Linked DNA regions of Homo sapiens: region 1 is linked to region 2. Evidence: read pairs that join two places in POLR2A ChIA-PET (ENCODE). Cell type or tissue: PC-9. All regions are shown on one strand.

Region 1 (2,500 bases), 160 kb before region 2:
AGTGCAGTGGCACGATCTCGGCTCACTGCAAGCTCTGCCTCCCGGGTTCACACCATTCTCCTGCCTCAGCCTCCCCAGCAGCTGGGACTACAGGTGCCCGCCACCACGCCTGGCTAATTTTTTGTATTTTTAGTAGAGACAGGGTTTCACTGTGTTAGCCAGGATGTTCTCAATCTCCTGACCTTGTGATCCGCCTGCCTTGGCGTCCCAAAGTGCTGGGATTACAGGTGTGAGCCACCGTGCCTGGCTGCATTATTATTTATTATAGTCACCATTCTGTGCAATAGATCACTAAAGCTTATTTCTCCATTCTTTTTTTTTTTCTTTTTTGTTGAGACAGAGTCTTACTCTGTTGCCAGGCTGGAGTGCAGTGGTGCGATCTCAGCTCACTGCAACCTCTGTCTCCTGGGTTCAAGGGATTCTTCTGCCTCAGCCTCCCGAGTAGCTGGGATTACAGATATGCGCCACCACACCCAGCTATTTTTTGTACTTTTAGTAGAGATGGGGTTTCACCATGTTGGCCAGGATGGTCTCGATCTCTTGACCTCGTGATCCACCCGCCTCAGCCTCCCAAAGGCTGAGATTACAGGCGTGAGCCACTGTGCCCAGCCTGTTTCTCCTTTCAAAACTGAATTTTTGTACTCGACATCTCCCTTTTTGCTCTCCACCCTCTTCTGTCCATCTCTTGTAACCACCATTCCATTCTGTACTTCTGTGAGTTCCACTCTTTTAGATTCCACAAATAAGTGAGGTCATTTGTGGTATTTGTCTTTCTCGTCTGGCTTATTTCACTTAGCATAATGTCCTCCAGGTTCAGTTTGTACTTAAAAATTATGATACAGTACTTTGTAAGCAGTAAGTACTCATATTTTTGACTGCCTGATATTATTGACTTGCCAGATGCCAAATTGCTGATTATATTTCTCATAGTGGATTTTGTCTCTCTACACTTAGAAGAATTGAGCAGATACTTACAGAAGAGTACTGTGCAAATTAGAAAACAATCATTAATTGGATGGATTAGGCATTTTGAGTAGTTCACTCAGACCACTGAGATGAGAGTATTGACCTCTGAATATTATGAAGGAATCATTAAGAACAATAGTGAAGACAAGCTCTGATCATCATCACTGAAAGAACTCGGAGTGAAATGTATAGAACCCTTCTTCCATTTTAATTTGCATTTGTGATGAAAGGAAGTTTCTAGGTGGTGCTCATCTTTCACTTTCGACTCTGACATTTTTTCATGTTGGCCATGACTCATGGGGTGTCACCTTCAGCTTCTAAGAATTAGGCCAGTTTCTTGTAGATCTTGTCATATTGCCACTCGGAGTTGAGCCGGAGGAAAGAAAGTAAGGCACAGTTGCAGTTGTTTAGACGAACATCTCAGTCAGGCTTATGAGAGGCAGTAGGGCAGAGCAGACTGTCCTCATTCTGTCTGGCATTGGTTTTCCACCTGTTCTGAAGATTTTTCTCTGAACCGTATCTTGTGCAGAGATGACAGTTTATCATAGAGTTTCCCCTACCCCCAATTTCTGGCTGATTCCTAAAATTTCATCAGTATCAAGAAAGTAATTTATTTGTACAAATTGTGTTACTTAAGAAAAACGCAACTATCCCTGCAGGGGGCTGAAAAGCCAACATCTAAATGATGGCAGCGGTGGCCTGTCTGGATGGGCTGCTGCCATGATGCCGGCTGCAGTCGGGGAGGCATGGTCTGTGCTGCACGCTCCATGGAGCCACTGGGAGCTGGGAGTAGGTGGAAGCCCTGCCCGTTTCCAAGTTGGCAGGGCGGGAGCAGCCGTGGCTACATACCCGGGCTTCCCTGTGCTTTTGGGGGCCCAGGAACCTCCCCTGCCCCTGCAGGCTTGAAGTGCCTGCTCCCACTGCCTGGCCTCTCCTTGCTCCTGGTGCCTGCTCTGATTTTGGAGCAAAGTTGAGGCCAAGCCTGGGCACTGTCATGACCTGGCTGGGTTTGCGTGTGCTAGGGGCAGTGCTGACATGCCAGCCCCCTTCTGCCTTGGCCCCCTCTGGATTTTGGGTGTCCAGCAGCACAGGAGGGGACGCCAAGGCGGAGCTGAGAGCAGCTCCATTCAGGCCTGCAGGCGCCCCTTCGTGAATAGCCTGGGCGCTGTGGACAGCAGGTTGATGACAGCAGGAGGCAGACAGGCTCCTAGGCGGAAATGGGCGGGTCCCTGGTGAAGCCCCACCTTCAAGCCAGGGATGGCCTGAAGCCTGGGGCCCAGGCTGCCAGTTCTGTGGACTGGAATGAGAACTTACGATGCTTTTTCCGGGCTGCCTGTGGCTGCCCATGGACCAATCAGCATGCACTTCCTGCCCGCTGAAGCCCGTAGAAACCCTGGACTCAGCCATACTTGATGGGATGACCTGCCTGCGGATAGGAGCTTCCCACTCCAGGTCTCCTCTCCACTGAGGGCTGCAGAGACGTCAGGATGACCTGCCTGCAGATAGGAGCTATCCACTCTGGGTCTCCTCTCCG
Region 2 (2,500 bases):
ACAGTGCAGTGGCATGATCTTGGCTCACTGCAACCTCTGCCTCCCACCTCAGCCTCCTGAATAGCTGGGACCACAGGCACACACCACCACACCAGGCTAATGTCTGTGTTTTTGTCGAGACAGGGTTTCACCATGTTGCCCAGGCTGGTCTTGGAGTTGTAATCTTTTGTGTTTTTTTTTGAGACGGAGTTTTGCTCTTTGTTGCCCAGGCTGGAGTGCAGTGGCGCGATCTCGGCTCACTGCAAGCTCCGCCTCCTGGGTTCAAGCGATTCTCCTGCCTCAGCCTCCCGAGTAGCTGGGATTACAGGTGCCCGCCACCACGACCAGCTAATTTTTGTATTTTTTCATTTGGGCAGGGCGAAGTAGGAAGTAAGGATGGGAATTGGTGCAGGAACGATTAGGATTTCTTTTTTTTTTTTTTTTTTGAGACGGAGTCTCACTCTGTGGCCCAGGCTGGAGTGCACTGGCGTGATCTCGGCTCACTGCAGGCTCCGCCTCCCGGGTTCACGCCATTCTCCTGCCTCAGCCTCCCGAATAGCTGGGACTACAGGCGCCCGCCACCACGCCCGGCTAACTTTTTGTATTTTTAATAGAGGTGGGGTTTCACCGCGTTAGCCAGGATGGTCTCCATCTCCTGACCTCGTGATCCGCCCGCCTCGGCCTCCAAAGTGCTGGGATTACAAGCGTGAGCCACCGCGCCCGGCCAGGATTAGGATTTCTGTATTTTCTCCCAGTCTCTAACTTCGATCAGTTTCTAGAAATTACCAGGTCTAGATGCATCCCCAAGAAGACAGTGTACTCTCAGGGGAACTAGGAGGGTACATGCCATTGTGGAGAGAAATACATTAGACTGTCAGAGACAGGGCCATTTAATAACCTCTCCTTACAACAGACAGAGGTTGGGTGTCTGGGAAGCAGACCAAGAGGGAGATTTGTGATCAGGAAGTTTATTAAAGATGCCCTCAGGAGGCCGGGCACTGTGGCTCATGCCTGTAATCCCAGCACTTTGGGAGGCCAAGGTGGGTGAGTCACCTGAGGTCAGCAGTTCAAGACCAGCCTGACCAACATGGTGAAACCCCATCTCTACTAAAAATACAAAATTAGCTGGGCGCGGTGGCGCATGCTTGTAACCCCAGCTACTCAGGAGGCGGAGGCAGGACAATCGCTTGAACCCGGGAGTTGGAAGTTGCAGTGAGTGAAGATTGTGCCATTGCACTCTAGCCTGGGCAGTAAGAGCAAAACCTCGTGCCCCCCCCGCCCCCCGCCCAAAAAGAAAGAAAAAAAATGCCCTCAGGATTAATACCTGTGAGGAGGCAGGGCTGCAGGATTAGGGGACGTCGGCCTGGAGCTCAGGAAACAAAGGCCTCAGCAAATCTCTCAATAGGAGTGACTCTCTGGAGCTGGGATGGCCCTTGTCAGGAATGCAGCTGTCCCTAGGGGGAGCATGACGTTGGGTGACGCAGCTCTCTTTAGCCTCAGGTGATCCCGGACAGGGACTTCCTTTATCCGGATGTGGTGGCTCGTGCTCATAATCCCAACACTTTGGGAGGCCGAGGCGGGAGGACTGCTTGAGCCCAGGAATTTAAGACCAGCCTGGGCAACAGCCAGACTGCATCTCAAACAAAAAAACAAACAAGAAACCCATAATTGTTATACCAGCTACCATTTACTGAGCATGCTATAGGTTGTGTATTGGCTAATTATTTTACATAGATTGTCTTAATCCTCAGAACAACCCCGTGAAGTAGGTATTGTTTTATGGATAAGAAAATAGGCTCTACGTGGCAGGTGCGGTGGCTCACGCCTGTGATCCCAGCACTCGGGGAGGCCGAGGCGGGTGGATCACAAGGTCAGGAGACCGAGGCCATCCTGGCTAACATGGTGAAACCCCGTCTCTACTAAAAAATACAAAAAAGTAGCCAGGCATGGTGGCGGGTGCCTGTAGTCCCAGCTACCCAGGAGGCTGAGGCAGGAGAATGGTGTGAACCCAGGAGGCAGAGCTTGCAGTGAGCCCAGATCACGCCACTGCACTCCAGCCTGGGCAACAGAGCAAGATTCTGTCTCAAAAAAAAAAGTTATTACAAATTGTGTCAAAAATAAGATGACCATTAATCAGGAGAAGCCAGCCTTTTCTTTTTTTTTTCTTTTTTTGAGACGGAGTCTTGCCCTGTCGCCCAGGCTGGAGTGCCGTGGCACGATCTTGGCTCACTGCAAACTCCGCCTCCCGGGTTCACGCCATTCTCCTGCCTCAGCCTCCCGAGTAGCTGGGACTACAGGCACTCGCCACCATGCCCAGCTTTTTTTTTTTTTTTTTTTTTTTTTTGTATTTTTAGTAGAGACGGGGTTTCATCATGTTAGCCAGGATGGTCTCGATCTCCTGACCTCATGATCCACCCGCCTCGGCCTCCCAGAGTGCTAGGATTACAGGCGAGAGCCACTGCACCCAGCCGAAGCCAGCCTTTTCTTGCACTGAAACTCTAGGCAAGTTCTCAGGATCACT

Evidence for each region. ChIA-PET counts read pairs that join two places held together with the same protein. Peaks named below come from ENCODE experiments on the same cell type or tissue, not always from the same donor. Only the 100,000 strongest peaks of a DNase experiment are listed, where the experiment ranks them.
Region 1: POLR2A ChIA-PET joins it to region 2 with 14 read pairs; 3 of 35 experiments call an interaction of 5 or more read pairs at or near these places.

The regions. Positions count from the first base shown.
Region 1 is chr3:196,273,565-196,276,064 of GRCh38, reverse strand. All of the region lies in intron 1 of PCYT1A (phosphate cytidylyltransferase 1A, choline), which reads left to right. Among named protein-coding and RNA genes, the nearest start is that of PCYT1A, 13 kb to the left of the region's middle. RefSeq lists enhancers at 1,104-1,313, 2,482-2,500. In PC-9, no CTCF peak of the experiment used is centred here; a DNase peak (open chromatin) is centred at 1,264; H3K27ac peaks cover 1,641 bases.
Region 2 is chr3:196,109,556-196,112,055 of GRCh38, reverse strand. No RefSeq gene overlaps it. Among named protein-coding and RNA genes, the nearest start is that of TFRC, 29 kb to the right of the region's middle. RefSeq lists a silencer at 62-121. In PC-9, a CTCF peak has its summit at 1,426; DNase peaks (open chromatin) are centred at 975 and 1,455; H3K27ac peaks cover 2,397 bases.